Linked DNA regions of Homo sapiens: region 2 is linked to region 1. A link is a loop called in an ENCODE intact Hi-C map of the cell type or tissue named here. Cell type or tissue: CD4-positive, alpha-beta T cell. All regions are shown on one strand. Links, peaks and the distances in the headings refer to the core of each region. The heading gives the core; the rest is flanking DNA.

What was found. Hi-C counts contacts between places; a loop is a spot of excess contacts. Peaks named below come from ENCODE experiments on the same cell type or tissue, not always from the same donor. Only the 100,000 strongest peaks of a DNase experiment are listed, where the experiment ranks them.
Region 2: a loop joins it to region 1, with 2.2 times the contacts of the local background. A loop is called at or near these places in 6 of 110 quality-filtered maps.

Annotation. Positions count from the first base shown.
Region 1 is chr5:62,282,672-62,288,055 of GRCh38, forward strand. No RefSeq gene overlaps it. Among named protein-coding and RNA genes, the nearest start is that of KIF2A, 21 kb to the right of the region's middle. RefSeq lists enhancers at 2,586-2,685, 2,796-3,075. In CD4-positive, alpha-beta T cell, for the core only: no CTCF peak of the experiment used is centred there; a DNase peak (open chromatin) is centred at 3,110.
Region 2 is chr5:62,232,133-62,237,516 of GRCh38, forward strand. No RefSeq gene overlaps it. Among named protein-coding and RNA genes, the nearest start is that of KIF2A, 71 kb to the right of the region's middle. RefSeq lists enhancers at 4,184-4,685, 4,239-4,438, 4,686-5,185. In CD4-positive, alpha-beta T cell, for the core only: no CTCF peak of the experiment used is centred there; no DNase peak of the experiment used is centred there.

The sequences.
Region 1 (5,384 bases), core at 321-5,320:
TCTACCTTTTAGAGAGATTTTTTTTCACCAAAATACATGAAACAAAAAAGTATTTGGACTTAAACATGGCATTAAACTCCCAGATGCTGAAATTGGTTATTAGCAAATCTACTACTGTTGTCATCAAGATCTTAGAAGGAGGTAGGTGTTAAAAAAAAAAATTCTGAATCCTCCTTTATAGCTAAATAATGTAGTGGATGCTGTAACCCATAGTTTATCTCTTCTGAAACCTTCCCCAGCAACTCAGCAAAGGAAATTAAAATCCTAATTAAACTCTTTTTGTTAGATGTAGCAATGAAGACAGTGCTTTCACCCTCACCAGAATAATATTGTGTTAAAATGATTAGAACACAACAAATGCTACCCTGTCTCAGACCAAGGCTCTAAATAATCATTTCTTACAATGACACTGACAATACCCTGTGATTTGCTGTGTCAAACTCCAGAGACTTATGTTGGACTCTGAACACCCTTCATGTTTTATTATGAGTATGTCATCTCTTAACTTATCTACAGAGTCATTAAAAACATACCTATTGTTTTGTCTACCCAGCAACTATTTTCCAGAAATTGCCTCACCCCATTGCCCAATCTGGAGAGTGGCAGCAGGATTTGCAATATTCCCATAATGTGACCCTGCCCCAAGTCATGCTTAATTGGTCTGAAGGTGGGCATCTAAACTTAATTAAATCTATTGGTCCCTTCCTCAGGAATGTAAAACTGGAATGAGAAACGATCATCTCTCTCTAGGTGACCAGTCTATAAATGCCAACTTCAGAACTGTTTCTGCTACGTGTGGACTGCAAACAAGAAAGCTGATCTGCATTGAGAAAGTAAAGCAGATGTGGGGAGAGGGGCAGAGAGAAGGGTCAAAAGGAGAAGAATTTGGGGGTTTTCTTTTGTGCTCCACTTCGGGTGGTTCTATGCCTGAAGTTCTTGTGTCTCTTGGATTCTATTAATTACTTCAGTAATTCTCCAATAAATCCACCCTTTTTATTTGTAAGCTAGTTTGAGTTGGGCTTTGATTCCTCACACCAAAATAATAAAAACCCTAACTAATATTCATGTATTCAATAAATTTTTATTTATTTAATATTTAACATATAAATTATTTCTATTTTAACATGTTGTATCTCTTGAAAACACAAGTTTCATAAGCTTTTAACTCATTTCATCTAAAGAACATATCTTTCAAGTGTCAAAAAATGCCTTCTAATCTGAGATTTGATGTTAATTTTGTGTTCCCCATATGTTTAATTATTGAAGAACCTTGTTCATATCCTCCCAAGCCTTAGTCTATTTAGTTCAGTTCAGTTCACGCATTTTTGATCATCTACTTTGTGCCAGACAATGATGTGGTGATGTAAACTCAAAGATGAAAGAAGAGATTTCACAATCTAGTGGAAGAAAAATATTTGTAAATGAATAATTAAGATGTAATGTGCCAAGAAGTAACACAGAGGTGCAGTCACGTATTAACAAGGGAGTTTTTAACATTCTGGCTAGCAACAGACACCTATTTTTTCCCCAACACTCATCCTCCAATTTTTCTAGAAATTTCTCTTTTATCTTCCCCATCTTTACCATAGTATTCCTTTTCTTCACCCAAGAGAGATGAATGTCATGTGATCTATTCTGTCTCTGCTCTGGCTACAAAGACTAGGAAACGAATGCAAGCTGTGCAAATTAGAGTGCCTTGATATCTAGCCCCCAAAATTAACCCCAAAGATTCTCACCTCCTGTTATTCATACACTTATGTAGTCTCTTCCTACACTGAATGGGTCTGCCCTATGTAACTATCAGGATATTAAGGAAAAACAGAGTATGACTTCAATGTCTAAGTCATAGAAGATGCTATAGTTTCCACCTTGCTCCTTTGGGTCATTCACTCTAGGGAAAGCCAGATGCCATGTCACGAGAGTCCTCAAGCAACCATATGGAAGTGTCACATGGCATGGAACTGAGGTCTCTTGGAAACAACCTTCATTAACTTACCAGAATTGTGAGTGAGTATAGTTGGAAATGGATCCTCCAGCCTAGTTAATCCTTTAGATGACTGCAGCTCCAGCTGACATCTGAACTGCAACTTCATTTGAGACACCCCCTTCAAGACAGAACCATCCAGCTAAGCTGTTCCTAAATTCATTTTGCACAAAAACTGTGTAATATAACAAATGTTTATTGTTGTTTAAAGCTGCTAAGTTTGGGCATAATTTATTACACAAGAACAGGTAATTAATATCATAGCCCTTTGGAACTAATTTTTCCAAGAATGGGCAAATAACCTGTTAGGGCAATGAGTAATTTCCCCCAAATTTTTTGATGGGCTATCACAGAGAACATAAAGATAGTTTCTTTGATAGCTACACATATAAGATGTCAAACTTCGATGCTTCCTGTGACCATGTTTCCACCAGGTGGAGAAAGCCAGTCTAAAGTGAAAGAGAATGAAGTTGACACAGAGAGAAACAGAATGGCAGAGAGAAAGCCATTAGGGTGTTGGGGTCCTTCATTCTAACTATTCCTGAGACTCTGCTGGATCTTGCTTTTTCTTTGGGTATTTGACCCTTCTTCAGAGTCCTCCATCCAGATGCCATTGCCTCAAGGCCTTTGTATGTCCTGGTCATCTCTCCTTTTTTTCTCTTGGCCCAATCCTTCACTTTAGTTGGTGTGCAAATGTCATCTCACTGGCTGCACACAGTGGTTCACACCTGTAATCCCAGCACTTTCAGAGGCTGAGGCAGGAAGATCACTTAAGCCCTAGAAGTCTAGGCAGTAATGAGCTGTGACCATGCCACTGAACTCCAGCCTACGTGACAGAGACTCTGTCTCAAAAAAGAAAAAAAAAAAGTCATATCACCAATGAGATCTGACCACCCTGCCTAAAATAGATTATCCAGTGTGTGGTAGTTTTGTAATGTGTCAACCTGCGTAGGTGGAACATTTCCTAGAATTCATTTTCTGGTATGCTTCTAGTTAGAGTGGGTCACAAGGAAGATTCTTGAGAAATTTGGAGGGTGGTAGGGAAACGGTGGCCATTTTGTAGCTCACACCTACATTATTGCTGATCTGCTGACTCACTTCATTGGTGTGAAGCAGTAGCAGGGCTTGTGCCTGCAGTTGCTCTAACTTCCCCTGGATTTTCCCTCAGCTCCTCCCACCCCCGCCAGGTCGCTGGGCTGAGGAGCCCTCACTTTTACAGGATATCCTCATCACAAAGGCCAGAGGCAATAAGAATAAACATGGGTTTCCATCTGTCCTTGTCCACTTGTCCTTTCACATATATGAAATTCTAATAAGATTTTGAAAGATAAATAGGTTTTCATCAGATGGAAGAGAATTGGGTGAGAAAAATGCATCAAGCTAAGAAACAAGCAGATTAAAAGACAAAGAAGTGTGAAATGATTCATGAGGAAACATGTTTTTCCTAGAACACAAATTGCAGAGGTAGTGGTAAGATGAAAAATTAAAGAGGTAATATAAACCAAATGCTGAAATGTGTTATATACCCTAAAAAGGAGTTTCAACTTAATCTTATGAGTAAACATTTACAAAAATTTTTTGTGCATAATAATTCCTTTCTAGAAATAAAAGTTAAAAATGCATCTCCAGAGACTCTGATTCATTAAATCTGTGATATGGCCTAGAAAACTGTATTTTTAATATGTCATCCAAATGATTCTGGTCAAAGGCAATCTAAGATCACACTTTGATAAACATCATAGAACAATGGGGAGCCCCTGGAGAGTTTTAAGCAGGAGTGTCACCTGATAAGATCTGAATTTCCAAAAGATAACTTTAGATGCAGTTTAACAAAATGGATTTCAGGAAGGTAAATCTGGATATAGAGAGATATATTAGGAGATTTTTTTTTGGTGTAATAATCCAAATGAGAAGTAATGGCAGCCTTAATTAAGGCAGTAGAAATAGCAAGAAGATTATGGAGAGAAGTAATATTTAGGAAGGGTGAAGGGAGGAGGAGAATCCAAGATGAATCCCCAAATTTTTATTTGAGTAATTAGATAAATTATAAAATAGAAAATGTAGACAGAAACACAGATTCTGAGGTTGGAATGTATTTTTTAAGTGATGAGTTCAGTATGATGGATTTTAAGTTCAATATGCCTGTATGCTATTTCAGGCAAGATGCATAGTAGACACACATACGTTACATATGGATTGTTACTCAGGAACATTTTTTCTCTACATTTGATATTTTCATGCTGTGAGACCTCTGTTAGAGCAACACTTCAGTTCTCCTTTTTCCTCCTCATTCACTACTTTCCACAGAGGACAGAGGCAACTGGTAGGTGAATTTGGAGGAAATGATCGAGGCATGTGTGGCTTGACCCATTTTTTCTCCTTCCTTTGAGATCTGCCTACTTGTAGATTCAGTTGTGAGTATGGGCACGTATGTGCAGAAAATAAAATATTGAAAGAGCCTGGAGGACAGGAGACAAACCAGAAGGTATAAGGCTGTGCAGGCAGCTGCCATCTAACAGAAGTGATATCCTTTCAGAGAGGGTGTCAGGAATGGAGGCTGGACAAGGTCCTTAGCAGAGGGAAGTAGGTGTGGGGGCAGGGTGACTCTGAGAAGTATCCAGAGGAAACCTAACTCACCATCTTGGCCAAATTCAACCACAGAGGACAGGACCGGACAGAGTCAGAGGGAGACCAGACCTATAAGGCAATCCCTGCCTTCCCTTCTAGTGAACTTCAACCTAGTGAACCAGAAAAGGGAGGGGAGGAAGAGTGAAAGAGCTGACTTTGAAGGTGCTTGGACCATGAGTCAAGCCTCAGATGGGGAAGTAGAGACGTGATTGGAGTCATAATCGAATTCTCCAGCTTTTTTGCTAACTACAGGGTAAGCAAGCTGTGGGATCTGCTTGACACATCATGGAGGAGCAAAAGAGAGCTGATATAGAACAGTTGAGGACAGAGATGGGGGAAAAATAAAATCTTAATGTTTATACCCCCTTCAGGTTCATTCTGTTTAATAAGTTGGTGATGGTCAGCTGGGCATTTTTCTGGGTTTGAAGGTCATGATATTTTCGAAGAGTTATATGATCCCGTAAAGGTAAAGAATGCCTTGTGAGAAGAAATGAGGAAAGAGGACCAAACCCAGGAGTGTATCAATATTAAAGGGTCAAGAGTGGGAAGAAGAGCCAGGAAGGAAGACTAACAAATCAGAAGAATCAAGCCAAGGGAGGGGTTCAAGAAGGAAGCAGTTCTACAGTGAGTTATGCTGCATAAATGCCACCTGATGATCCCAAGCTCCAGCAGCTGGTGGATACAAATCTGATCACATTAATCTCCAACTTCACAACCACCCATCTATACAATTGCTGTCACCCTTCTCCCTTAAAGTCTCCTTTTCTGGGAG
Region 2 (5,384 bases), core at 237-5,236, 51 kb before region 1:
CTTCCAAAACAGGCATTTCAGAATTTTCAGGCACCAAGAGATATATAAAGTTGAAGCTGCGCACTCAATATATGTCATTATAATATTTTAATTAATTAATAGTGCCTTTAATATGAATAAAGACTTAGGAAAGCAGATTTCAACACAGTCTTCTGGTACTGTCTATCCCTAGGGCATTAACATGATCCTCTTCCTTGGAGCTGAAGGTTTTTGGTGTGTGGCCCTCCAGAGCCCTCTCCACCCTCCTCTGCTCTGCTGACCCAGTGGCCTGGGAGGCTGACCTTCGTGGATTATTGCATCATATGGGTTCCCTTGGTCTCTGTTTCATTTTAGGGTTTGGCCAATGGAAAGTATCAGCAGAAATTAAGAGGATGAAAGAAAAGAGTGTGTTATTTATTCTCCAGCTCACCCCCTGTAGATTGGCAGTGGCTGCTTTCCTCTACCAAAGGGCCCAGTTAAGTCAGACAGCCTCTGCTAAACTATAAGTCTCTCTAGGTTCCAGTAAGTGCTCCCTTCCCTTGCCTCCTTAGGCCTGAGGATGGTCATGGCTCTCTGCAGCTACTGGCTCCAGAATGCCCCCCTAATCCTGCTTGCACCTTTGTAAATAGCCGCTTCATTAATCTTTCTTCAATCACTCCTTTGGAGTAAGCAATTAGTCTACTACATGGACTCAGATGACTACGCTATTTTTATTTTTATTTTTTGAGACAGAGCCTTGCTCTGTCACCCAGGCTGGAGTGCAGTGGCATGATCTTGGCTCACTGCAGCCTCTGACTCCTGGGTTCAAGTGCTTCTCCTGCCTCAGCCTCCCAAGTAGCTGGGATTATAGGTGAGTGCTACCACACCCAGCTAATTTTTGTATTTTTAGTAGAGACGGGGTTTCACCATGTTGGCCAGGCTGGTCTCGAACTCCGGACCTAATGATCTGCCCACCTTGGCCCCCCAAAGTGCTGGGATTACAGATGTGAGCCACAGTGCCCAGCCCAGATGACTACACTTTATGAGGGTGATGTTGCTGTTCTAGTCTCTTTCTAATGACAAACGGATCTTAAGTTGCTCAGGTGACTACATTTCAGTCCTTTTCTCTCATTGTCTCCACACTATCTTCTCTTCTCATTCCCCTCCCGTCCCGAGCTGTTCTCAGCAACAACTTTACTAATGTTTACCCATGCCTGTGCAAAAGCCAGCACTCCCAGAAAGTCCTAGCATTCTCCAATTCTCTACAAAAAGGGTCTTGGCTTTTGTTTTCTTTCAGAATATTTATATTTTAAGCATGGAGAGCTTTAAAAAAAGAATCAGCTACTAAATATTCTTTAAAATGACTATCCCACACCTGTCACCCTGTTTATTCTCAACACCCTATAAATGATACTGCTTTAGGCAAGACTGGTTGTGTGAGCATTTAACCAACAAATATCAGCAACTGGGAAGCCCATAAATAGCAGCAGAGAGGACAAACAGGATGACTCAGTAAGCCCTCTGAGTCAGACTGGCAGAGACTGACCTTCCTTCATAATTATGGGGCATTAAACCCGTCATCTGTGAAGTCACCTCCAAGTCTCATCTCACCAATATCATGCATCTAGTTTCCTTTGAAGATGTGCAATCTTCCTCCTTGTAGCTACTAAGAAATTAAAGTGCTTGGGCTGAGAGGGCTCCTGTAAGCTAATAGTCTATGTCTTCAGCAATTAACCCCTTTCTGAGATCGGCTGGTGTTCATGCTTTTAGCTGGTCCTAGTCCTGGCTTGGGCACCCTCGATTGTGAGTCCTCAGTCACTTCATCTTACTGAACTTCTTTCATCTATGATGAGATAATAAAACTTGCCTAGCTACAGAGTTGTCATGAAGATTAAAGTCAATTTGGCCAACTACATGACATTTTGGAAAAGGCAAACTATACAGACAGGAAATAGACCAATGATTGCCAGGGACTCGAGGATGAACAGGTGGAACACATCATATTTTTAGGGCAGTGAAACTATTCTCTATGATATTCTAATGGTGGATACATGACATTTTACATCTGTCAAGGCCCACAGACTGCACAACACAAAGATGAGCCCTGATGTAAACTGTGGACTTCATTTAATAATAATGTATCCATACTGATTGATCAATTGTAACAAATATACCTCAGTAATGCCAGATATTAATAGTAAAAGAAACTGCAGGGAGAAGAAAGTATAGGTAAGTGGGAATCCTCTTCACTTTCAGGCCAATTTTTATGTAAACCTAAAACCATTCTAAAAATAATTTTTTGTGACATTACCAGGCCAAAATGAATTAATTAATTTAATTTAAAAAGTAAAATACAAATAATTTTTTAAATCAGTTTGGATAAGATATGTGAAAGTATTTGACAAACTCTAAAGAGCTAAATAAACATAAGGCATAATACCCAAATGATCTTAAAGAACTTAATTGTGAAAGTTCGTTTGGGGATCTGACAAGTAGAGCCCCAGGTGATGTCTTAATTACCTGTCTCCATGCCTTCGAAGTTGGTTGAGATAGAAGGGTGGGTAGGACTTCTATGACCAGTTTGCCTTCACTGCTGACTGAAAAGATTTCTACCAAATCCAAATCATGGTACAAATATTCTACCCTTCACACAACTACTACCTCTTTGAAATTGCTCAGGAAAGTTTAATACACATACACACTACCTTTCAGCATGTTTCCTTTTGATTCCCTGTGGCTCTCACCCTGTCCAATATTTAGCAGTCATGTTTGATTAAGGTCACATTTTTCAGAGGTGAAAAAGCGATGAGAAGATTTCAGGATTAAGTTCAGGATTAAGTTCAGTTAGGTTAGGAAGGAAAATCTTTTCTCCTTGTAAGCCAGAGAATGCCTGACATAGACAAAGCTTCTTACAGTGTTTCGTTGTTGGGACTGGGGGGCTGAAAGGGTGGCTCTTGCTGGAGCCTGGAAAGCATTATCTCTGATGCCCACCATATCCGTGTCAGTTAGGGAGGATAAATTGTAGGGCAAGAGAGAGGACCAGTGGGGTCAAAAATTAGCATAGATCATACAGAAATGACAGACAGGGATTCAAACTCAAGACAGAGGAAGCTGTTGCTCAGGCCTTGCCAAGTGAGATTAGCTAGCTAATTTCAGCCAACTTATTCTGGGATAGTGGTGGTCAATTGCATTTCCTCTCCTGGATAATGCATGTACTTTTGACAAGAACCTTCAAAGCTTTTGAAAAAGATCTTCAGTGTTCATCACACAATGATCGTTGGAACTCTGTTCTAGGAGCTATTAATAGACTTAACTATGAAAAAAGAAGTTCTATGGTCAAATAACTAGGAAATGCTTAACATGATGGAGCCCTTTGTGAACAATTATGACACACATTCGCATGTTGCAGGCTCTGGGCAGCCTGCAGCTAAGAAAACTATTTAGTTTCGTTTAACTCCAACATGTCCCAGGTTTATGTGCACTTTGAGCACCTTTTACTGTATGCTTAGTAACATTTCCTTGAATACCAGCATAGGAAAAAATTGGTTTTAAAAAAGGAAGCAGGCTGAACACGGTGGCTCACACCTGTAATCCCAGCACTTTGGGAAGCCAGGATAGGCAGATCCCTTAAGGTCACGAGTACCAGCCAGCCTGGCCAACATGGTGAAACCCTGTCTCTACTAAAAATACAAAAATTAGCCGGGCGTGGTGGTGCATGCCTGTAGTCCCAGCTATTTGGGAGGCTAAGGCACAAGAATCACTTGAACCCAGGAGGCGGAGGTTGCAGTGAGCCAAGATCACGCAACTGCACTCCAGTCTGAGCAACAGAGCGAGATTCCATCTCAAAAAAAAAAAAAAAAAAAAAAAAGAAGCAACTAATGGTGGAAGTAAAGCCACCCTGACATGATAACAAAAGAGTCATTTTGGGGAAATGACCTCATAACAGCAGTTTCCCCACTCATCCAGAGGTGAGTTGGTGTACTCTCCATGTAGTGACAATAAATATATTTATTAAATAAATAAATCCTGTGTCCATGATTTCCCCACAACTCCATGTTAGATCCTGTTATCATCCATTAGGTATTGAAGTGCTCTCAGCCAAGGAGCACTCGGGGGTTAGTTCTAGATTCCGAGGTAATACTACCAGAAACTAGAAAACGAGGAGAAACAGGTGTCTGAAAAGAGAATCAGAACAGAGAACAGAATCTGATGCAAGGAACTGAAGAAAAGCAAGCTGCAAAACTGACATCTCTTGCACTGCCTCCACTCACTATCTGACTATGTAGACAGAAACATCTAGGTTTTAGGTTGGTGCAAAAGTAATTGCGGTTTTTGCCATTAAAAGTATATTTAAGAATTAACATCCCTAATGAAAGGTACTTGAAGTTTAAGCCACTCTAAATACTAATAAGATACATAGTGTTTGCACATAGAAGGATAGAAAAGCAGGCAATGAGAAAAACTTCTTTGCTGCATATAACTGTCAGTAAATGTGGAAGCTTAGTGGTTCGGAATCTAATAGTTGAGACCAGTTTTCAAAACCACTCCCAATTTCAGGGCGCAGAATGTCTTAGTAACACCCACAAGTTTCATCTAACGAATATGACTAAAGCCAGAAAGCAGCCCTGAGGTTTTTCCGCAGAGAGTCAGCCCTGCCTGGGTCATACATGCCCCTATGCAAAGTGGGCCCAGCAGCTGTCCCCTCCTGGTGCTCGCCCTGCGGGGGAGCAGAGCCAGGGTGGAAACCTGCTATGGGCAGAATGAGGCTGCGCTGGGCTGGAATGAGCCACTCCCTTAGAGAATCTAAATGAGGATAAAGAATTTCTGAACCAGCTAGGAGCCAAAACCCATCCAAGAATAGAAGTGGAAGGGACTCAAGCTTTTTAAGTTTCTTCCACAGCAATCCAGATTCCAACATTGTTTCTAAGGAGGCTTTTGTTTCCCTGGAGAACTCTAGTTTCAAAGTGGACTTTCTTGCACAAAGAGAGCTTCAATAAAATTGGTTGTGTGAGTGAGTGTTAAGTGTGAATTCAAAGAAGAATATTAGGCTGGGTCTCAGGCATACGTTACTACTACACTATGTATCGTATTAGTAATCAGAGTGGCTTAAACTTCAAGTACCTTTCATTCGGGATGTTAATTCTTAAACATACTTTTAATGGCAAAAACTGCAATTACTTTTGCACCAACCTAATACCTAGATGTTTCTGTCTACATCTCAGAAGCCAGAGGTGCCTCTTGAGAACACTGAGGTACCCTGACAAGGACCACATCCAGACAGGAAGAGCACACAGCACAGTGGCTGTGAGCGTGGGTTTTCCATGAGATAGACCTCAGTTAGAATCTCAGCCTCAACACTTACTAGCCATGCAGTCAGGGGAAATCTTGCTGTATGATCCTGCTGAGCCTTGGTTTCCTTAACTGTA